Linked DNA regions of Homo sapiens: region 2 is linked to region 1. The links are chromatin loops, found by intact Hi-C in ENCODE. Cell type or tissue: PC-9. All regions are shown on one strand. Links, peaks and the distances in the headings refer to the core of each region. The heading gives the core; the rest is flanking DNA.

Region 1 (12,447 bases), core at 6,315-8,814:
GAGGTGGAGGCTGCAGTGAGCCGAGATCACACCAATGCACTGTAGCCTGGGCGAAGACGGAGCGAAACTCCATCTCAAAAAATAAAATAAAATAAAATATCAGGGATTTTAGAACAGTTGTTTTCTTATTCTTGCAGGTAAGGCATATATTTAGTTGCTACTATGTGACAGAGACTGTGTAAAACCCTGAAAATTCAGGTTTAAATAAGAGACATTCCCCTTCCTCAAGGAGTTCATATTTTAAGAGACTGAGTAATACATAAGTAATTTAGATATACGATGTCCAGTGCTACAATAGAGGTCTGCATAGAGTGTTAGGAAACACAGAAGAGGTGGACTTAGCCAGCAAAGAGGTTCACAAAAAGTTTTCAGAAGAGATAATGACACTGGCAAAAGGAATGGAAGAGGAATTTCAGGTTGAAGATGTGTGAGCAAGAACAAACATTTGAAAAATTATAGTATGTAGGGACATGATTATCACATAAGTCACTTATGTGTTACTGTATGTCATAGACTATTTTAACTTTTCTTCCATGTGTTAAGTTGTTTAATTACATTTCGTTTGGTATCATGAGACTACTAAGTACAAGGGTAGGAACAGCATGAGGTCAGATTTAGTGGTACTAATCACAGGTAAAATTACACTTTATTGATGGGAAATATATGTGAAGTTAAACTTAGAAAACAATAAGCATTTGATTAAAGGGCTTCTAAGAACACACTTTTGTGGTATGTATATTGGGAAACAGGCTGTTATTTAAGTAGGATGTATTATACCTGGAATTTTAATCATATACCTCTTATCAAAGAGTGTACTTTCATTTTAGACTGGGATGACATATATTTTAAAGCTCAGAATCATTTTCAGAAATACTGTGGCTCATGTGATTAAAAGCTAAACTTGTATTCAAATTATTTTTTAGATTTTTAAAAAATAAGGTGTAGAATTGGAACCTTTGATAATACCTTTGACATATAAAGAATCCAAACAAATGAAAAAGAGACAAATGAACAAATAACAAGAATGGATAATTGACTAAAGAAGAAACATAAACAAGCACTACAGAAATGAAAGATGTTCAAGCTTACCAAAAATCAAATATGTGTGAATTTTGATGACAAAATTACTATACATTAGTTACATTAATACATATGTAGAAATACAATCATAGTAAAAAGTGTGAAATATATCAAGAGACCAACACCCACATATGCTGCTAGTGAGGTCCTGAGTTATTTCAAGTGTTTTCTAAGACATTTTTACAACACATATCAAAAACTTTGGAAAATAGATTACCTTTAACAGAAGTCTCAGTTATTGACATTTACCCTAAGGAATTAATCACATATTGTTTTCAAGAACTTCAGTTCAAATATTTTCACATCCACATTGTTTATAATAGTGTAAAATTGGGGATAACCTAAAGATCTAACAATAAATGGTATTTTAGTCACATGCTGCAAATTAGAAGGCCAAAAGATAATTATAGCCTGCAGACACTGTTTGTTTCTACAATTCAGTGATTTAAATTAAATTCGACTGGTTGCAAATACTTATATTTGCAAACACCCATCCCTCTACATTTTGTGTGTGTGGTAAGAGGCACCCGATTTTATGGAGTGAAGACTTCTCCCCTATTCTCAGTCCATGTGATTCAGGTGGTCTCTACGTCCAGACTCAGGGATGGATCATGGAACCCAGATATGACTAGTCAGATGGTTCCCACAGTCACAGATATTATCGCTGGATGGGCCCAGATTGGTCTAAGCAGAGTGAATCTGGGTATTTTTTTTCTGGAGCCACGAGAGAGAGATGATTTCTTTTCTGTTTAAAATGTTAAAAGTGGATGGTATGTCCTGAATCTATAAGGCTACATCAAATGGACTCACCCAGCCCAGCAGAAGATGGAATGAAGAGAGGGAGTAAAACTGAGTCACGAAGCCCAGGTTCTAGGCAAGCCTGAGGTGAGCCAGTTCAGACCCTGGTCTTTTCAGTGATGTGAGTCAACAAACAACAACCTCTAGTAGCTGTTTTTCCTTTTTCAGTTAAAACATGTGGAACTGGAATTTATGTTACTTGTGTCTGTAGAATGTTCGAACTGAGAGAGAGAAAACAAAACAAAATAAAAACATCCACCAGGGAACAAAATCCCCCCCCTCCCACCTTCATTACTTCTTTACAAAGCCACACTGAAGCCTGCTCTTCGTGGCAATTGGCACCAATGACGGCATTTTCAATTTCTTTTTAAATCTATTGACTTAGCTGACATTACAAAGATGGAGAAGACTGTAAGGGCAAGTCATTGCTGTAGTATTGCAGAAGAAGATCAGTGCATTTGGAATTTCTGAACCCCCAGAGATAATGATTCCAGCAGCCTGCAGAGATTTCTGAAATGCATAAATACAAACCTCAGCAAACCATGGCCCACACAAGAGGGAGGGGCCGAGGCTTCAGCGCACGGTTTTAACTGGAAATGAGCGGAGATAAATAGATTCTAGGGCCATGCCTTTATTTAAATAGAAGGATGATTTAGCCAGCCACGGTGACTCACGCCTGTAAGCCCAACGCTTTGGGAGACTGAGGTGGGCAGATCACTTGAGGTCAGGAGTTCGAGACCAGCCTGGCTGACATGGCAAAACCCCATCTCTACTAAAAGTACAAAAATTAGCTGGGTGGTGTGGCAGGTGCCTGTAATCCCGGCTACTCTGGAGGCTGAGGCCAGGAATTGCTTAAACACAGGAGGCAGAGGTTGCAGTGAGCCAAGATTGCACCACTGCACTCTGGCCTGGGTGACCGAGTGAGACTCCATTTCAAAAAAAAAATAATAATAATAATAGAGAAAAGTGATTTAGTAATATTGTATTAACAATTCACAAAAGGGCATTAGGAATACAGAGAAACTTTAATAATCGCCACAAAATACAGACAACTGGAGATAAAATGAGTGCATATGATGATCTATTAGGGATTTGCATTCTTTCACGTCTCTCTCTCTCTCTCTCCCTCTCTCTCTCTCTCTTTCCCTTCCATTCAGTAAAGACAACCATCTTAAGTAACACCTGGCTCTTATTGAGAAAAAAAAATCTGCCTATTTTCTGTATCATAAAACATTTAGTTAGTAAAGTTCAAGCAATTTTATCTGGTCCCCTTCAGAGAAAAAAGAATATGCTACTTACCTGCCCATAACTTCATCCTCTCTCTATTCTCTGCCTCTCCAGTAGGGCTGCTCTGTTCTGAGACCTTGGTGGTCAACAGCAGCCGGACATCCTATGCTAATTAGGTACAGCCCCCAGGACTGGCCATCCTTGGTTGGCTATGGAAACACTGACTCTATGAGCCTAGAGATTGGACTTTTCCCCAGAAAATAATAAAAACTGTATCTGTCTTTCCATATTTTATTTGTTCTTGTACATTGATCCGCCTCTGAGCTGAGGAAAGGGAAGCGGGAAGCTGCTTTTTTTTTTTTTCTTTGAAACTGTGTCTCACTCTGTCGCCAGGCTGGAGCGCAGTGACGCAATCTCGGCTCACTGCAACCTCTGCCTGCCAAGTTCAAACGATTCTCCCGCCGCAGCCTACTGAGTAGCTGGGATTACAGGCATGCACCACTACGCCCTGCTAATTTTTGTATTTTTAGTAGAGACAGGGTTTCACCATGTTGGCCAGGATGGTCTTGGTCTCCTGACCTTGTGATCCACCCGCCTCGGCCTTCCAAAGTGCTGGGATTACAGGCATGAGCCACCGCGCCCAGCAGGGAAGCTGCCTTTAATCACCTGTATTCCTAAATGGCTAAGATTAGATGAGGCCACCAACGTAGACTCATCCAGTTCCTTCACTCAACTTTGACTTCCATGAGGGCAGCATCAACACTTTAGACAGAAAAAGAGGTAGAAATGAATAGTAAACTTCACTTGTAGGAGAAACCTTTCTTATTTTCTCCTGTGACTCCAATGCTATTTTTAAAATAAAAAAGATAGATTTCATTTGAATTAAAATAAATAGATCCAAAGAATGCTTAGACCTGCAGCCAATGGCTCTTGGTGGGTCTGGTTCTCTGGATGAACATGCAGTAACTAATTTATTATTCCAGGAAATCCACTTCCCACCTTTGTTTCAGAAGCACAAATATTCTTTATTGTACTGTGTCGGGGTGCTGCAGTGGCTGTTGATGCTAACTTTTGCTTACTTGCAAATAAGTTTGTGTATGTTTTGTGCACACCAGGCATTTGAAGATTCAACCCTGTCACTAAAAGACAGCTTTTATTTTAACCCTGTTGTGAGCCTTTCAGGCCTTAGGTGCACAGAGGGTTTACCTGGAGGAAGTCATGGGGAAGGAGCTGGCCCCAGCTCTGAGGGCTCCTGTTTTTGTAGGTTCCTCACCAGCCTCCAGGGTTACAGCCTGAAGCCTGCCTGGCATCCTAGAGAGGCATAAACGCCTATAATGCCTCTCTAGTGGGCTCCTCTTAGACTCGGGGAAGATCTCGTTTCATGATGCTTGAGGAATCTCAGTTTTCCCTTGCTCTGTAATGAAGGCTTGGAAATGTTTCCTATTACATCACAAATCCCCGCTCTTCCTTAGTGAGCCTTTGATTCCTGAAGTAGCTCTTATGTGCCTGAAACCATGGAATGTCTTCTCATGCGACAATTAGAGAGAAAGGCTAGCATTTGTTTACTCTTTGTGCATGTAATTGTATTGCCAACCTTTCCTTAGAGTTGTATCTTGTTAATATTTTGTCAGTTGAATTTTGGCATCGTTCTCAGGTTTTGGCAGAATTGGAATAGTCATTAGCTAGCTGTCCCCATTCAAATAAGACTGCAGAAAAAGGAAGGAACAAATGTGAGTAAATCAAAGAGCTTTTCCTTTTCCCTGATTTTGTTGATTGCAATTCCCATATCTTGGTTCAGCTATCTCATTAGTGGATTCTGATGAAATTATTGAAGAAATTGAAGAGCTTTTGATACTCCTATACAGACCAATGAAAACAAGTCATTTGTAAGTAGTTTCTCAACACAGATTGCTGGATCCTTTAAAATCTGTGTTTCTCTTGCTCAGAGAGGAAACTGAGATCATCCCTCTCATTGTCATCAAGATAGAGCAGGCAGAGGGTGCCACCGACTCATCTGGGTGCCTTGACTGAAGTCCCAGAGGCCCCTCAGCCTCAGCGCACGTGCAGACCTGCAAGATTTCTCAGGGGGTTATTTCCTGATAGAACATCTTTCTCTTTCCAAGGCATTTCTTTGACTTATTCATAAATTTAACAGGTATCTACTGACTTCTGTCTGTGGCTTGGCCTTGTGCCCATCCCAGGGGTTAGAGTCAAAAGTCAGCCTCTATGCAGCCCTCATGGAAGTCAAAGTCCAGTGTAGGAGCTGGACGAGTCAAGGGTGGTGGCCTCTACTCCTTTTTTTGTATGGGGATGTTTTGCAAAAACAGCTGCTTTCAACATGTGCCCTGCCCAGAGAGCACCTGCACCATCTCATGCCAGTCCTAGGCAGGTAGCCTCTTTCTTGCATCTTCTATCTTCTCCCTCTACAACTCATCACCAACCTGGATGGAAGGGAGGGGAGACAAAGCAGGAGAAAAGAAGCCCCCTCTCTTCTCCCACAGCGTGTCCAGAGGGATAAGAGAGAGTCTGGGTATGCAGGTTGCTAACCCAGGATGGCTTATTTAAACAGTAAGCAAGAACATACACAAAAACAAACAAAATGAAAACTTTCATTGGACTTCTGTTGAAAATCCAGGAGACTATTATGTCTCAGAAGCCCACATTTCTATGGGGTGACCACTGGCTGGAGCTGTCGCCCCCTTAGACAGATCAGTTCCTCCTCCTGTCACTGCAGCCCACTCTGCTGCTCTGGGTTCTGTCATGAGCTGGATTGTGTGTGCTCATAATACGTATGTTCAACTTCTCACCTTCAGGACCTCAGAATATAACTGTATTTGAAGAGAGGGTCTTTAGAGAAGTGGTAATTTAATAAAAATGAGGTTGTTATGGCAGGTCCTAATCCAATCTGACTGGTGCCTTTATAAGAAATGGAGATTAGGCCAGACACGGTGGCTCACACCTGTAACCCTAGCAGTTTGGGAGGCTGAGGCCAGCGGATCACCTGAGGTCAGGAGTTTGAGACCAGCCTGGCCAATGTGGTGAAACCCCTATCTCTACTAAAAAAAAAAAAAAAAAGTAGCTGGATGTGATGACAGGTGCCTGTGAACTCTGGAAGCTGAGGCAGGAGAATCACTTGAACCTGGGAGGCGGAGATTGTAGTGAGCCAAGATTGCACCACTGCACATCAGACCGAGCAACAGAGTGAGACTCCATCACAAAAAACAAAAAAAGAAAAGAAAAGAAAAAGAAAAAAGAAAAAAAAAGGAGATTAGGATACAGACACTGAGTAGACTATGTGGGGACACAGGGAGAAGACGGCCACCTACAAGCCAAGGAGAGAGGCCTCAGAAGAAAGTCACCCTACAGACACCTTGATCTCAGACTTCCAGCCTCCAGAACTGTGAGGAAATGCATTTATGCTGTTTAAGCCACCCAGTCTGTGGAGCTTTGTTATGTCAGTTTGAGCAAATTAATATAAATTTCCATTGCTATGCCTCTTCCTTTTGACCCATGTATCTGATCTTCCTGGAGATTGTAGGCCATTTGGATGTGTGATTTTGATTTGAACTCATTTTTCATAGGTTTAATATACAAAGTTTTGCAATATGCAAGTGTAGTAGGGCTCCTAAAAATGTCCATAGGCTAGTCCCTGGAGCTGTTGAACATGTTATTTTGTAAAAGGGACTTTGCAGATGTGATTCAGTGCCTTGAATTGGGAGATCACCCAGGATTATCTGTGTGAGTCCTGTGTAATCATGTTTTCTAATAAGGAGAAGGACTGAGGGTCAGAGTCAGAGGAGAGGTGACCACAATAGCAGAGGTTAGAGTGTCAGGAGTGCTGGCAGAGGGACCTAAGGAAAGGACTGCAGGTGGCCTCTGGAAACTGGAAAACACAGCCAGGAGTACGCTCTCCCCTGGAGCCTCCGACAGGAACACAGAGCCAGGAGTAGATGCTCCCCTGGAGCCTCCAACAGGAACACAGCCCTGCTGATAGCTTGATTTCAGCCACACAGACTAATTTCTAGACTCTGACCTCTAAAAGTATAAGACAGCAAACTGATATTGTTTTAAGCCACCTTGCTTATTCATTTGTGAATATGGGCATCACTGACTCATCCCACTGGGATGTACACTGCCCAAGGCAGGAATCTTGCCTATCTTGTTTCATGCTGTGTCTGTGGCACCTAGAACAGTGCCTAGCACACACAATTACAAAAACAAAACAAAACAAAAACACAAAGTGCTCAGTAAAGTCCTGCTAAGCAAATGACTCATCCACATTTCCCAGCCATGGAGGAGTAGAGATGACACGCCCATCAGGCCATTCCACTCACTGGGAAACCCCCATGACTTGCACCTTTGCCTGAGGTTGGATGCAGAACCCTGTGGGCAGGAAGATAGACCGATGCTGTTGAGTGAATGATGATTAACTGAGTTCCATGTTTATGCATTTACAACACAGCAGGCTCTAAGTTAAGCATCTCTCATTTACTTCTCAGGACAGTCCTACAATACAGGTACTTTGATCATCCCCAGAGTGCCTAGGAGACAGGCTCACCAGTGAGGAGTGATGCAGCCCAGGACTCACAGTGGTGAGTAATATTCAAAATGCAAGCTGTTGCCTGCATATGGTCTGTGTGTGTCTCCATGACCGTGTTGTATATGGCAGCTGCTGTGGGGTAGAAACCCCCTAGTGGTTTTGGTGTCCTGAGAGCTGAGTTTAATATTCTACATCACTGCTGTGATACAGAGTCTGATTCCATTTTTAATGGTTGGCCCCTGACCCCTTTCAAGCCCCCACCCTCACCTGTCCTGGTAAGAAAGTCCAGCATCGCCTCCCTCAGCACTGTAGGGAGTTGAGCCATGCAAGCCAGGACTTGTGCACTGGAGCCCACCCCAGCCTGCCTCCCATTAGCAATCAGAGGCAAGGCTGCCCTCCCTCTATCCCCCACCCTCTATCCCCCACCCTCTATCCCCCTCCCTCTATCCCCTCCCTCTATCCCCTCCCTCTATCCCCCACCCTCTATCCCCCTCCCTCTATCCCCCACCCTCTATCCCCCACCCTCTATCCCCCACCCTCTATCCCCCCTCCCTCTATCCCCCACCCTCTGTCCCCCCCTCTATCCCCCACCCTCTATCCCCCACGCTCTATCCCCCTACCTCTATCACCCACCCTCTATCCCCCTCCCTCTATCCCCTCCCTCTATCCCCCTCCCTTTATCCCCCACCCTCTATCCCCCCTCCATCCCCCACCCTCTATCCCCCTCCCTCTATCCCCTACCCTCTATCCCCAACGCTCTATCCCCCTACCTCTATCCCCCTCCCTCTATCCCCCACCCTCTATCCCCCACCCTCTATCCCCACCCTCTATCCCCTCCATCCCCCACCCTCTATCCCCCTCCCTCTATCCCCCACCCTCTATCCCCCCTCCCTCTGTCCCCCCCTCTATCCCCTCCCTCTATCCCCCACCTTCTATCCCCCACCCTCTATCCCCCACCCTCTATCCCCCCACCCTCTATCTGCCACCCTCTATCCCCCTCCCTCTATCCTCCACCCTCTATCCTCCATGCTCTATCCCCCACCCTCTATCCCCCTCCCTCTATCCCCCACCCTCTATCCCCCTCCCTCTATCCCCCACCCTCTATCCCCCACCCTCTATCCCCCTCCCTCTATCCCCCACCCTCTATCCCCCTCCCTCTATCCCCCCACCCTCTATCCCCTCCCTCTATCCCCCACCCTCTATCCCCCTCCCTCTATCCCCCACCCTCTATCCCCCACCCTCTATCCCCCTTCCCTCTATCCCCCACCCTCTGTCCCCCCCTCTATCCCCCACCCTCTATCCCCCACACTCTATCCCCCTACCTCTATCCCCCACCCTCTATCCCCCTCCCTCTATCCCCTCCCTCTATCCCCCTCCCTCTATCCCCCACCCTCTATCCCCCTCCCTCTATCCCCTCCCTCTATCCCCCACCCTTTATCCCCTCCCTCTATCCCCCTCCATCCCCCACCCTCTATCCCCCTCCCTCTATCCCCCACCCTCTATCCCCCACCCTCTATCCCCCACCCTCTGTCCCCCCCTCTATCCCCCACCCTCTATCCCCCATGCTCTATCCCCCTACCTCTATCCCCCACCCTCTATCCCCCTCCCTCTATCCCCTCCCTCTATCCCCCACCCTTTATCCCCTCCCTCTATCCCCCTCCATCCCCCACCCTCTATCCCCCACCCTCTATCCCCCCTCCATCCCCCACCCTCTATCCCCCTCCCTCTATCCCCCTCCCTCTATCCCCTACCCTCTATCCCCAACGCTCTATCCCCCTACCTCTATCCCCCTCCCTCTATCCCCCACCCTCTATCCCCCTCCCTCTGTCCCCCCCTCTATCCCCTCCCTCTATCCCCCACCCTCTATCCCCCATGCTCTATCCCACACCCTCTATCCCCCCACCCTCTATCTGCCACCCTCTATCCCCCTCCCTCTATCCTCCACCCTCTATCCTCCATGCTCTATCCCCCACCCTCTATCCCCCTCCCTCTATCCCCCACCCTCTATCCCCCTCCCTCTATCCCCCACCCTCTATCCCCCTCCCTCTATCCCCCCACCCTCTATCCCCCTCCCTCTATCCCCCACCCTCTATCCTCCTCCCTCTATCCCCCTCCCTCTATCCCCCACCCTTTATCCCCCATGCTCTATCCCCCTACCTCTATCCCCCACCATCTATCCCCCTCCCTCTATCCCCCACCCTCTATCCCCCTCCACCCCCCACCCTCTATTCCCCTCCCTCTATCCCCCACCCTCTATCCCCCACCCTCTGCTCCACTCAAGCCATGGGCTCCATTGGTACTAGGAACAATCCTGCTGTCCCCAAAAGTCCCAGTTGTGACTAATAAACTGTTACATACATTTTATGTGCATTTTTGGATCAACAATCTCAACACTGGTCTCAGCATCCTAACCAATGTGTGGAGGGACTGGGGACAGGTAGGTCTTCCCTCCACCAGAAAACCACAAGTCAACTACTTAATATCTGAGTTACCTTGCAACGAGTGTCTCTAACCACACCTTACTTTCCTGGATCGTAAAATGGTGAGAATGAAATTCCCTACCACAGAAGCTCACAGGGAAAAACCCTCTTTGAAGCATTGCATATAGGGTATGTACTAGTGATGCTAATAGTGACGGCAGAGAAGAAACTCATATTTAGAATTTTATTTTTTTACTCCATGAAGCCATGGGAAACAGATGAGAACAATTTGGGCTCTTGCTAAATGAGGATGAAAAAGAACTAACTGTCCTGACATGTCACCATGGCTATGGTTATTTAGGTCCAGTCCTCACTGAAGGACTGATGAGTTATGCTGAACCTCCTTGAGGGCAGACAATCTACATAAATTACCTGGAATTATTCTACACAAGAGACTTGTTTCTTCTCTTCTATTGATTGATTTAAGCATTTATGTCAAGATGTCTCATGAATATTTTCTTTGTACTTTGGGTTACCCAAAAGTATTTTATTTATTTTGTTGCATGAATTTGTCTAGCACTGGCTGCTGAGAACGCTTTCAGTTTGTACCTTTGCATACCCCCAACAATGATTTTTTTTTTCTTTTGAGCACTTCCTTACGTTCTGGCACAACAAGATGCTCCAGCCTCATTTTACATATTCTCTGTCTCAGTCCTAGAATCAGTCATTTTCCCAGGAAACTGTGGTTCTTTTCATGGGAGAATGGTATTAAAAATCAACATCTGGATTCTGGGTAGGCTTGCTTCTAAATAGGTAGACCTTCTTTTCCTATAATGGAGTTACATCACACACGCATTGCATCAATTATGTGTGTGTGTGTGTGTTTGAAAAAGAGAGAGAGAGATCAGACAGTGCTGTGTATTGCTCTACTAAAGTAGCTCATGTGAGATGTACAGCAAATGCTTCCTCAACTTGTCAAGCCATTATAAAATAACTTATATATTAGTTTTCTATACTGTCTAAGATCTTACCGTAAATTTGGAGGCTTACAATTTATGAGCTCGTGGTTCTGGGGGCCAGAAGTCCAGGCAGACATGACGAGGTTCTCTGTTCAGTCTCACAAGGCCGACATCTAGGTATTGACCTGATGGGGCTCTTTTAATCTTTTTTTTTTTATTTTAAGTTTTCTCAGTCATCTCTGTGTCTCTCTCTGGTAATGGTCCAGGACTTATGTCTATGTATTATGTGACAGCTTAGACAGTGCTGAGGATTCAGTCTTTGCCCTGATGAGAAAGCATATACCTCCTGGGCTTTCTTGCAGTCATTTCTTGCCCATTTTTCTTATGAAAAATATTTGGCTGCTCCAGTCACTGCACTTGATGAGATTAAAGTCTGTAGCTGTCTCAGGCGCAACTAGCTAAAAACACATCATGACATCTTTCTCCAAAGCCATTTTTAGAACAAATTATTGAAGCCTTGGCACCCCTCCATGACATTCCCTGGGAAAGACAGCAGGACTCTGTTTCTGTCCTGGGACATACCAGGTAAAGGCTCAGGATTGTTGAGGGAAGATAGAAGGCTGAAAGCGGGACCCTTCTCAGCGACACACACTCCCATATTTCCGTGTCTTATTTCCCTTTTAACTGCCCTTCCTTTGTGAAGCAATAAAGACCCCCTGGTCTTAATGGAATGAGAGAAGGATAACCTTATGGGCTTTAGTGCCACAAAATGCATTAGTTGTCATGTCAAAATGAAATCCCCTATAATGAGCAGAGAGAAACCCAGAAGTGAATATTGATGTGATGTATAGGCAAGGAAGGCTTCTGTATCATACAAGCTAAAGAATAAACCATAAAAAATAACTTAGCTACAAAACAGTTTAAAATATCTGTTTATCACATTAGACCAAAATCAAAACTAAAATTTAAATGACATGTTGGGAAAACTATTTTCAAACTTTTTAACAAAGAACGAGTATGCTTAAGACAGGGAATCTATAAATTAATCAAGGTAAAAGCAAATGCATCAAATAAATAGATAAAGGACATTAACAGGCAAGTCAAAATGGAAAAAGTAAGGCAGTAAATATTTGAGAAAAAATACTTAGTTTCATTAGTACTATAATGAATATAAAATAGGAAAGAAGAATAGTTATTGTTCTGTTGATCAAATTAGAAAGTGGCTTTTAATCCAACTCTCCTTGCTTCAGGTTGTGTTGAATTGGGCACTTTATGAGTAGTACTGTATATGAATATCACCTTTCTTAAGGACACATTGGGAATTAGAATTGAAAGGCTTGTAAGTGAATATGCCGTCTGACTCAGCAACTTCAGTGTTGGACACTTACTTGAAGCAAATTATCAGAGCCCCACAACAAGGATA
Region 2 (12,447 bases), core at 4,551-7,050, 190 kb after region 1:
TCTATTATTGGTGAAATCTGTAGCTTCTTTCCTCCAAATCAATGAAGACTTTCTTCTGAAAAACATAATATTATTTTAAGTTTAAAAGTATTTAAATTATATAACACTTTTTACTAAAATTTGAAAATTAGAAAAATGAAGATTAGAAAACAGAAACTAAAATTAAAATGATAAAAATCTTACCTCTCAAAGGAAAAAAATCTAATAATAATGAGTGAATTTTCTCATATATTAGTAAACCTGTATATAAATGGTTATCTAGGTTTTTTTCAAAAAAAGTTGTCTTAAACTTTTTAATATATGTGAATTAAAGTAGCATTTCCAAAATGATGTCATATATACAAAAAGGTACAACTTTACACAAAAGGTAACCTGAGGAAATAGGAAAGAAAAAGAAATCAACTGACGTTCCTCTGGTTTACTCCTGATGAGTCCTGGGCCTAAGTTTATATGATGAACATTGCTATATTTTGAATGTTTATGTCCCCTCAAAAGTCATATGTTGAAATTTTAACCCCCAACCCCACCAAAGCAATGAAATTAAGAGATGGGGCCTTTGGGGAGTGATGGGCCATGAGGGTGGAACACTGATGAATGGGATTAGTGTCCCTATAAAAGAGGCCCCAGGGAGCTGTCTTATCCCCTCCACCATGTGAGGACACAGTAAGAAGGTGCCATCTGTAAGCCAGGAAGTGAGCCCTCACTGGACACCAAATCTGCTGTCATCTCGCTCTTGGACTTCCCAGCCCCCAGAGCTTTGAGAAATGCACTTCTATTTATAAACTACCAATTTATGGCATTTTGTTATAGCAGCCCAAATAAACCAAAACAATATACACTTATAGCACGACCTACAATATGACTTGCTATTCCCTCTTTATCTGAATGAAACCTTATCCAGATTTAAAATTTGTAATTCACTGCACCATGTTCTGTCTCCAACTCAGCTTTATAAGCCATTGTGTGATTTTTCACAGGCCAATCCAAGACCTTTCAACTATGTCTTATTTGAAAGCAACTGTGGATTTCCAGATCCTCTAATTCTGGGAAGTGTGTGATTCTTCTTCTATGGTAGCCGTAGATGTCCACTTGCTGATTAGCTGGTGACAAGAGCTGGGCAGGCAAGACTGTGGAGACTTAAATAGTGCTTAAGTAATGAAGACTGCAGAGCAAATTTTCTTTCTCCAAAAAAAAGTTGCTTCATTGCATACATAAAATCCTTTCTCCTGGAAATGAGAAAAACAGGTGGCTGCAATTTATATGAGTTACATTGTGACCTCATTTTTGTAATTTACACTTTTTCTTCCTTAATGATAGCTTTTTTTTTTAAAACAGAACTGCTGATGGGTACTTATGTGGCATGATGGGTATTTATATGGCACGATTTTTCTGTGTCCATCTTCTTTTTTGCACTACTTTGAAAAGTTTTAATAAGAAATGTAAGCACTATCTACTGGAACCATAATGAACAAAGAACTAATGCACTTATTTTTGCTTAAAAAATGTAAATCCAAGTAGAGCACTTGTGGAAATCATGAACAAGAACCTTGTGACTCTACATGTTGGTTTTTTACAATTTTTGTCTGTCGAGTCCTGAGTTCTCATTACAGTATAAGATTCTTTTGCCCTATCAAAGGACATAAAATTCAGAAACTCTAAATAAAATAAAGACAAGTTAAGTGGTTCCTACTGGAGGCAGTTAATGCAAAATTAGATGAGTCGATAAAACTGAGTAATTATGATGAGAGTTGGTTTGTTTAATTTACTTTATTTTTTTGAGTAGTTTTAGGTTCATAGAAAAATTGAGAGGAAGATGGATGCTTTTTTGTATGTCCCCTACCCCCAACACATGCACAGATTACCCCATTTCTAACATCCCTCACCAGAGTGGTTCGTTTGTTAGAGTTGACAAACCTACATTGACACATCATTATCACCCAGCGTGCACAGTTGATGTTAGAGTTCACTCTTGGTGTTGCACATTTTATGGGTTTGGACAAATTTAAAATGACACGCCTTCATAGAGTGTCATGCACAATAGTTTTACTGCCCTAAAATTATCTATATTCTGCTTATTCACCCCTCTCACCCCCAATTCCTGGAAACCACTGAAGTTTTTACTGTCTTCACAGTTTTACCTTCTCCAGAACGTCGTATAATTGAAGTCACACAGTATGTAGCCACCTTTTCAGACTGGCTTCCTTAACTTAATAGTATGTTTCTAAGGCTCTTCCACATATTTTCATGGTTTAATAGTTCATTTCTTTTCAGCACTGATTAATATTGCCTGGTCAGGCTATACCACAGTTTATTTATCCATTCACTCACTAAATGGCATCTTGATTGATTCTAAATATTGACAATTATGAATAAAGCTGCTATAAACATCCATGTGCAGGTTTTTATGTGGAAATAAGTTTCCAGCTTTTTTGGGTAAATACCAAGGAGCATGATTGCTGGATTGTATAGTAAGAGTATGCTTAGTTTTCTAAGAGGCCCCAAACTCTCTTCCAAATAGAGTGTACCATTTGGCATTACCATGAATAACAAGAGGATTTGTTGCTTTACCTTCTCACTAGCATTTGGTTTTATCAGTGTTCTGGATATTGACAGTTCTAATAGCTGTGTAATAGATCTCTTTGTTGTTTTAATTTGCATTTCCCTGATGACATATGATGTAAAGGATCTTTTCTTATGCTCATTCCCCATCCATGTATTTTCTTTGGTGAGGTGTCTGTTATAGTCTTTGTCCCATTATTGTTGGAGAAAATTGCTTTTTTTGGTAACTTAATTTTCCATTATTATATTTTATCATACTTTTTCTTCTCTAGTTTTATTGATGTGCCTAAGTATCCTTGGCAACAAGTGTTCTGTAAAGGTCATAAGGACAAGATAAGGGTAAAATGAGAGCTTTATTAGCAGTTTTGTACTCATCAGTGGCTCATGCCTCCCTTCTCAGCATGTAACTCTTCATTTTGCACTGAGCAGTTTTGCACAGTTGTCAGTTTTAAGGTAGTTACATGAGCCAACACAGACATAACCAGCTTCACCACCATTATCACTGGAAGCAATTCTTTATTTTTATTTTTCCAACATTTATTTTAAGTTCAGGGGTACATGTGCAGGATGTGCAGGTTTGTTACATGGAGGTGTGCCATGGTGGTTTACTGCAGAGATCATTGCATCACCTAGGTATTAAGCCCAGCACCCATTCCTTCCTTATGAACTCTTTTTCTTCTGAGTTCTAACAGCCATCCTGGCTAAGACATCATAAAACATCAGACAAAGGAGACGCCGACTCCAGCAATAAAACACTTCCTGACAGTATTGAACACATTAATACACACCCAAACACACACACACACAAACACATACACATAGACACACACAAATACACATACATATATACATACACACAAATATATGTATATGCATCTACACACACGTACTTATATAAACACAGAGATATATACACATGCATGCACATATACATGTGTGCATTCACACACGTGCATTCACATGCATATATACACACATGCATACATATATACACATAATTATATATGTGCATACATATATACACATAAATAAATATACACATGCATACATACACACATACACAAGTGCACATACATATACATGTACACATATACACACAGATATACACACAGATATACACAATACACATACCTATATACACACAGTGCACATACCTATAGACAGACACATATGTGTACAAATGTTTACACACATACATGTATATACACATACCCATGCATATATATAAACACACATGTATACATACATATATACGCACTATATATAAATATAAACATACATACAAAATGTATACATACAAGTGTATATACACATACATATAGGCATATACATTTATGTAAGCATACAATACATACATACATATGTTATTTCTATACACATGCTATATGTACTCAATTATATAAGTACACATGTATGTATTTTCTCTACTTCCTTTGGATATTCTAAGAACAATATTGATCCACTCATCCATCACATATTTCCTGGGGGCTATCTATAAGCTGGCCATTTTGACAGATTGCATGATATGTTAGAAAAAAGGCAAAAACCTGCTCCTTCTGCCCCTTATATTCACTAGTGATTTAGTGCCACTGAACCTGAATGGACACGAGAGGAGCACGAAGCAGATGATGAGGGCTGTGAGATGGAAAGGAGAGATGCTCTTACTAACGATTGTGATTAATAATTGTTGACAGATAATGACAGTACTCATGATGATAATGATTGTTATTATCACCTGGAAGATTATTCAGCAAATAGTCCTTCTCCTCTCTGCTATTACAGGGGACAAAAGTGCTTTCTTTCCTAGTGATGTTGGGCATGGCCATAGACTGACTTTCGGCAGTGGGATGTGGGCAGAGGCAGCAGAGTGCCTCGTAAAAAAATATGTGACACGTCTGCCAGCCTCTTATGCTCCAGTGCTCCAGAAGGGATCTGAATGCAGGCTGTCATGGGCACCATCTTAGTATGTTTATTAAGCCCTTCCATGTGGGTCAGGAGGCTTAATAAACATACTAAGATGGTTATTTTGTAGGTTCTTGTGGTGAGAGAGCAACATTTCGTAAGGCCTCTTATTCTTCCAACCTGCCCTTCTCCATCTGCATGGAGACTGGGGAGAAGAATCCAGGAAATTTCCTTTTCTGACATCCCTGCAGCTCAGCAAGGCCCCTTGATGATGTGGCATTTGCTTATGATCTTGGGGGAAAGTCCATTTATCAGAGGTTATTAACCAGGAGTGCACTTTAATCAATCACAAATATTTATCTGCCACACACAGAGGACAGAGTAGCTAACTGACAGAAGAGTGTCTTGTCTCTATGGCACTTTTAATCTATAGGAGAGCATTTTCAAAACCCAAATGCCTGACTGTAGACTTTCTGTTTTGGTGGGTATGAATTTGACACTGTGCTTTTAAAAAATGACAACTGCCACAAAGCTTCTCATCACATTTTGATGGGCAGAAAACTGCTGAGCCCAAGTTATAAGTAACAGGTTTGCTTATTGGTAATAATAAAAATTATACATATTAAAAAATGTTGTCCCGCATATAATTCCTTCTTTTCAAATTATTCATAGAGGCAGGAGGCAGAGAAATTCTAGGCAGACGGGGGTGGATCCCCAGTGAAACCACGCCTTCAAGCCAAAAATACAAATAAAAAATCAGCCTGGAACCGCTGGCCCAACGTGAGATCTTCTATTCTTGTTTGCCCGCTCTCTCCCGATTGGTTCTTTCTGAATCACACCTTTTTACCAATCAAATGTAGCCTTTTCCAAAATTACCTACAGCCTGCCCCAATCCCATCCTGTGCCTAGGAAGACCCCAGACTCAGTCAGTAGTGGGAGAGATGGCTGGACCTGGAGAGAGATGGCCGGACCTTGAAGGAGATGGCGGGACTTCGGGGAAGATAACCTGCCCTTCCCATCCTCTCTCCAGCTCTCCTCTCTGCTGAGAGCAGTTTTCATTGCTCAGTTAAATTCTCCACTTTCACTATCCTTCAGTTGTCTGTGTGACCTCATTCTTCTTGAATGCAAGACAAGAGTTTGGGACTCACCAAGTGTGGGTACCCAAAAAGGCTGTCACACTGGCTCATTGCCCTCCCCGGCAGAGGACAGCTGACTCATGCAATGAGGCAAGGAGCCAACTGAGCTGCCAACACGCTGCCATCCAGAAACGGCAGAACTAAAAGAGCACCGTAACACCTCCTCTTGGGCTTCAGGGCCACAGGCATCCCCACCTAGGTGCCACCACAGGCCCTGCAGGACCAGCCAGCTGGACCCTGCACTTGCTCGCTCACGTGCTGCCTCCTGCAAGGGGGTGAGTGTGGCAGGCCAGCTAAACCACACATCCCTGTCACGGGTCCAGCAAAAAGGCCGAAGATATTTTTGTATTATTATGACCACCTGCTAAAACTGAAAGTTGCAGAATTCACTATGAAATGGTGAGTGATAAAGTTCTCATTTACGTGGATATGTTTTTTTGTTTCGTTTTTAATGAGACAGTCTCACTCTACCACCAAGGCTGCAGGGCAGTGGCACCACCATAGCTCACTATAGCTTTGACCTCCCTGGGCTCAGGTGATCCTCCTGGCTCAGCCTCCTTAGTGACCAGGACCACAGGTGTGCATCACCTCACCCACCTAATTTTTGCGTTTTTCATAAAGACAGGAGTCTCTCTATGTTGTCCAGGCTAGTCTCGAACTCCTGGGCTCAAGTGATCCATCCACCTTGGCCTCCCAGAGTGCTGACATTATAGGCATGAGCCACTACATCCAGCCTAGGTGGAATCATAATAATAGTTTTCTCCTACTAGGACATTTGATTATTTTCTTTAATATTCATTACCTAATGCCTACTAGACTTTCTGGTACAGAGAAAATAGTTAATATATATTTTTAAATAATTAAATTCGAAGTTAGCACCTACTCTAATTATTAGGATGGTGCAAAAGTAATTGTGGTTTTTGCAGTAATCTATAATTCGTTCATTCAGCAAGTATTTGTTGAGCACCGAAGCCCACTTAATACTGTGCACAAATACACTGTTCCCATCTTCTTGTGAGAACAGGAGATTGTCTGATTGGACTCCTTAGGTGCAAGCGTGTGGATGTTTGAGGTGGTAAAACTGGAAGCATTCTGTGCTTGCACTTGGCTTTTTACCTTTCTTCTTCTCTGCACTGTGGATCTGACAGCTTGTCTTAAGATTCACTCTTTATCATCCTGATTCCCTGAGTATCTCCGGGAACAGAGTCTCCTAACCCCATTAGTTCATGTTCGTCATTGAACATGATTGAAAATACTCTCTTGTTATTACAAGCCGCTGGTAATTTGATTTTGTTTAGCATAACCTGATCCACCCTGACTGACACAAGCCCCACTCTCTGTTAAATACTGTATTAGATGCACTAAACACACAAAGAACAAAACAGTCTCTACACTCAACGTACAGAAAAACCTAGTAAGTTGGCAGATGGATGGAGTGGCTACCCTCTTGCAAATATGAAATATGCAACACAGTATTGTTACCTGTAGTCACATCGTTTTACATTAGATGTCCAGAACCTATTCATCTTTCCGCAGTGAAACTTTGTACCCCCTGACTGAACCCTTACTGTCCCCTTCTCCCCACATCCTGGCAACCATCATTCTACTCTTTGCTTTTATGGGCTGGACTATTTAAATTCCACAGAGGAGTGAGTTCATGCACTATTTGTCTTTCTGTGTCTGGTTAATTTCACTCAGCATACGTCCTCCTGGTTCATCTATGTTGTTACAAGTGGCAGAATTTCCTTCTTTTTACAGGTTAATAGTATTCCCCTGTGTGGACACACCCACACAGACACACACACACACACACACACACACACAATGTTTTATTCATTCATCCATTGACAGAAATTTATAGTGTTTCTATTATAAAGATAATTATATTTCTATATGTTTATATTACCTATATTATATTGTTTATATATCTTGGCTATTTGTAAACAATGCACAAGTGACAGTGGGAGTGCAGCTGCGTCTTCAACATACTCATTTCATCCCTTTGGATACATACTTAGAGGTGGGATTGCTGGATCATAATGTGGTTTTTATACAGTGGATACCACCAGATGCTTGAGCTAACTCTTTTGAGTGCATGTTTTTGGTTTTTTGTTTGTTGTTTGTTTTTGTTTTTGTTTTTGTTTTGAGCAGGAGTCTTGCTCTGTCGCCCGGCCTGGAGTGCAGTGGCACGATCTCGGCTCACTGCAAGCTCTGCCCCCCTGGTTCACGCCATTCTCCTGCCTCAGCCTCCTGAGTAACTGGGACTGCAGGCGCCCGCCACCACGCCCAGCTAATTTTTTGTATTCTTTTTTTTTTCAGTAGAGACGGTGTTTCACCGTGTTAACCAGGATGGTCTCAATCTCCTGACCTCCTGATCTGCCCACCTCGGCCTCCCAAAATGCTGGGTTTACAGGCGTGAGCCACCGCGCCCGGCCGAGTGCATGTTTTTTTAAACAGGGTCTTTCTTTGTCACCCAGGCTGTAGTGCAGTGGTACACTCATAGCCTCAATCTCCCAGGCTCAAGCAGTTCTCCCACGTTAGCCTCTCAAGTAACCGGAACTAAAGGTATAGGCCATCATGCCTGGCTAATTTTTGTATTTTTTGTAGAGGCAGGATCCCCCTATGTTGCCCAGGCTGGTCTTGAACTCCTGGCCTCAAGAGATTCTCCTTCCTCAACTTCCTAAACTGCTGGGATTACAGACATGAGTCTCCTCGCCTGGCCTTTGAATGCATTTTTAAGGAGTGAATAATACAATTGTTATTTAATATCAACTTGTAATCTAAAGACAGTTTTGTAAGTGTAACAGATTATTGATTTGTATTTGCAAATTTTGTTTTTGGGTAAGAAATTGGGATATTAAACTTGACGACTTGACTCTAATGTAGATATTACACAAATACTTCTGACTTTGTTTTTCCTTTAAGGAATATAGAGCTTAAGTAAAATACTTATCTGAAAGTTATCACGTGGTTTTAGTTAAGCAAATAACTGTTTTTGTTCTTATTTTTAACAAAATAATCACATGTGGTAGCAGACAGGCTATTCCATTTCCTTGTTACACATTCTTTTATAAAGAGGGATTTCCAGCATTTAAAAGATGCTATATTGTCTTCAAAATAGCCTCTGAATTCCAATAACATTTTCCTGAATTTAGAGAAACAACCATTATTAATTTAGAAAACAAATTAAATTTTGCATTAACAATCACAATTTTTAAAAAAGCTATGGAGTATATAAGAGTGTGTGTATAGATGTAGAATGCAGATTTTATTCATGAAATAGCTTCTTTGCGTCTTTTAAAATAGAACATTTGACATGCGTGTCTGACTTTTGGGAATAAACTCAGAAAACACATCAGCTGCTCTTCTGCTCATGCAGTTTAATGTGTACATTTCAAAAGCATTGCCAATTATGAGGTTGAGTTGTACTCAGCTGATTTCTTAGGTTCCATAATTTTAAAATCATAGAATAAAGCATAGCGGTACCTATGTTGATAGTATGTGAAAAGGACACGTGATGAAAATAATTATTATATGATTATAATATGTTAATTCATTTCTAAAGGTTCTGAGTTTTGTGAACCATAGTTTGGAATAATATTTATTAGTTCTACCATTACCCTATAGCAGCTCCTAATGGGACACCCCAGAAATTGCAGCGGCACCATTTGAGATGATAGGTTTTCCATAATTATGAGATAAATCTTCTATGATTAAATTTAGTAAAATATGTTCATCCTAGGAAATTCCTGTTAGATGGTAATGCAGGTTTTTATTTGTTTAAGACAGAAAATACTATTTTAATATCAAATGTTAAACATAATTTTAGCAGTGGTCTAATAATTAATTCAGCATATATACATTAACCATGTACTTGACACTGGTGTACAATTGTAACAGAGATGAGATTTTCCCTTATAGCTATTCTTTTCTTCTCACTTGAATAGAATGTACAGTGCTTTGTCTGGCATCTCTCAAAAATAGATATTTCTGAGCCTCCATTGGAGCTCAGATCCAATGTGATCATTTGACTCAGTTGTGGCCAATGAGATGTGAATAAGAAATGATGTGTGTATCTCCTGGGACCTGGCCCTAAGAGGAAGGAGAAAGTCATCTTGATCCAGGTAGATAATGACAACAAACAAGTGATGGCTGAGTAACAAGTCACAAATAGCCTAGAACCCTGACAGTCACACAGAGGACAGTCTCCATACGTATTCAGATGGGTACTTGATAGAGAAATACATTATCTTTTATAAATAAATAAGACATTAAGTGTTCTCTTACTATACTCAAATCTACATGCAAACAGTGGGGAAAAAGTACAGTTTAATATTAATAGCAACAGCCTCTGTTAATTGAACAGTCTCATTCTCATTAGTGTATTTCACTCTCTTAACTACCTTATAAAGTAGTCGCTACTATCTTTCATCTATAGACAGTGTGAATGACATCACTAACAAATATATCCCAGGGTCAAGCCCAGGTTCATTTTCCTTTTCAGCTTTCTGTATTACAAAAGTGATTGTAAGTTTCATGTCAGAGGTCAGTTCTAACAGATTAATGGTAACTCCCCAAAGTCTTATGTTGAGAAGTCTTCTTTGGACACAAATGCTCTCAGGTTGGGAAGAAATTAATATGCTATGATTTATTGGGTGAGATTTCAATAGAATCTTGGCCCTCTTACAGCCATGTGCCATTTTTCGAAGAATACCTCTCTTTAAAAATAGAAAATCAGAAGACATTCCAGGGTGATAAGTTGAAACATGCATGTAGCAATTTTCTTTTCTTTTTTTAAATTTTTAATTTTTTTTTATTTTTGAGCCAGGGTCTAGCTCTGTCACCCAGGCTGGAATGCAGTGGCATGATCTCAGCTCACCGCAACCTCAGCCTTGTGGGTTCAAGACATTCTCCCGCCTCAGCTTCCTGAGTAGCTGGGACTACAGGCATGCACCGCCACACCCAGCTAATTTTTGTATTTTTAGTAGAGACTGGGTTTTGCCATATAGGCCAGGCTCGTCTGGAACTCTTGACCTCAAGTGATCTGCCTGCCTCTGCCTCCCAAAGTGTGGGATTACAGGTGTAAGCCATGGCACCCAGCCTGCAATTTTCATTTCTTAACGTGTCCTCACATACTCATGTCTTAATTAATGCCTAGTGCATCTGGACACTCCACAAAATATGACTTTCTTATTAACCTACAAAACAAGCAATACATATATTAATATCCCTACTTTAAAACTGTAGAGACTGAAAATTATAAAGGCTGAATTACCCAGTGAGTGGGCGGTAACATCTGAAATGGAACTCAGATTTTGCAACTAGGGTTCTAGACATGGCAGGGCCAAGGGAACACAGTAGAGCTTGAGGAACCAGATGGGTGGATGTTCCTATGAGATACAAGATAGCAGCTTTTCTCACTGCCAAGAGATTCAATGTAGAAAGAGATGAGGCAATTAGTGCTGAAGATGACCCTCAGCCTGGGAGCAGCAAAAAAGGAGTGCAGAGTCGAACAATAGTTCTGGCAGGAAAATGCCTTCTCTCTTCTCATTTATCCTCAAAAGGCCACCTGGGCAGACAGGTGGCATGATTGCTCTCCTTTTGCAAATGGGAAAAGTAAAGCAAATAAAGATGGAAGAATCTTCCTGAGTGCCTGCGTGATGAAGGTCAAAGGAGAAAGACGCTAGTGTCCTTGTTCGGCGTTTACCCCAGGAGCGCTGGATGACTTCTCTACACCACAAAGAATCAACTTTATTCACGAGTAGAGGCTATCCTTTAAACAAATATGTTTGGTTTCATTTCGATTTTGTGCATTCCCTGTACTTTATTTTCTCTGGATGAGAAGGAAACAGCTAAGCGTTTCTTTTCATCCACAAGAAAGCCGAGAACACCATCCTCTGCCACGTGATGTGCCATCCCCTCCATCATCTTGTCTATAGGGTTCTTGATTAGACATTCCATCTGCTGTGAGCTGAGCTAAATGAGTCAATAAATAGTGGCAAGAAAGATATTTTCAGAAAAATTAAGGCTGGTTGCTGCAAAATTCGTGGGTCCTGGTATGTAGTGCAGGCCGAACAGTGTAGAAAAGTCTACATTCTGGAAGCAGAACAAGTCCCTAAATCTGTCTGATAGTTGTTGATTCAGGCTAAGAGGGGCATTCTTGGAATTTACAAAAGATAATCATATATGTGGGATTTGGTTATGCATATCACAAACTCGACCCCTATAAACCCATAGTTTAGAAGATTTTTAGGAAAGGAGAGGAATGGAGGTAACACAGAAAGATACCCCTGGGATGTCTGAAGGTGATGTTACCGGATGATGTTACCGGATGGTGTTACCGGATGGTGTTACCGGATGGTGTTACCCGATGATGTTACCGGGTGGTGTTACCAGGTGATGTTACCGGATGGCTGCCTCAGCCGGCCCTTCACAGAACAAATTCTGCAGCCATTTCTAGCCCGGTCGTGAATATCTATCTACGGAAACAAGAAACATCTATAATAACTAATATAGAGTGAAACACAGAACGTTAATTATTCTTGAAAAAAAGCCCCCCTCCTCCTACCTTTGGACACCTCCCAGAAACAAGGTTCTTAAGACAAAAAAAGAGAGAGAAATGTTTTCATAAACTATTCTTTATCTAAAAGACAAAACTATATAACTTAAATAAGTTGAATCTGGGATTATTCATACATTATTTTCATAACCTTTTTGAATACAAAGTTTTAAAAACTATTTCTATTTCTTTGTGAGAAAATCTGTTTTAAATCAGTACATTGGTCAAAAATAATAATTAGGAAATTGTGATTCTTAAAAATTAACATTATCCAAAGAATAAATTACAGAT

Evidence for each region. Hi-C counts contacts between places; a loop is a spot of excess contacts. Peaks named below come from ENCODE experiments on the same cell type or tissue, not always from the same donor. Only the 100,000 strongest peaks of a DNase experiment are listed, where the experiment ranks them.
Region 2: a loop joins it to region 1, with 12 times the contacts of the local background. A loop is called at or near these places in 1 of 110 quality-filtered maps.

The regions. Positions count from the first base shown.
Region 1 is chr12:127,120,989-127,133,435 of GRCh38, reverse strand. The region is part of intron 2 of LOC107984449; the gene reads right to left. Among named protein-coding and RNA genes, the nearest start is that of LINC02405, 67 kb to the right of the region's middle. RefSeq lists enhancers at 7,496-7,565, 6,431-7,630. In PC-9, for the core only: no CTCF peak of the experiment used is centred there; a DNase peak (open chromatin) is centred at 7,315; H3K4me3 peaks cover 610 bases; H3K27ac peaks cover 1,805 bases.
Region 2 is chr12:126,929,969-126,942,415 of GRCh38, reverse strand. All of the region lies in intron 4 of LINC02405 (long intergenic non-protein coding RNA 2405), which reads left to right. Among named protein-coding and RNA genes, the nearest start is that of LINC02372, 62 kb to the right of the region's middle. In PC-9, for the core only: no CTCF peak of the experiment used is centred there; a DNase peak (open chromatin) is centred at 5,675.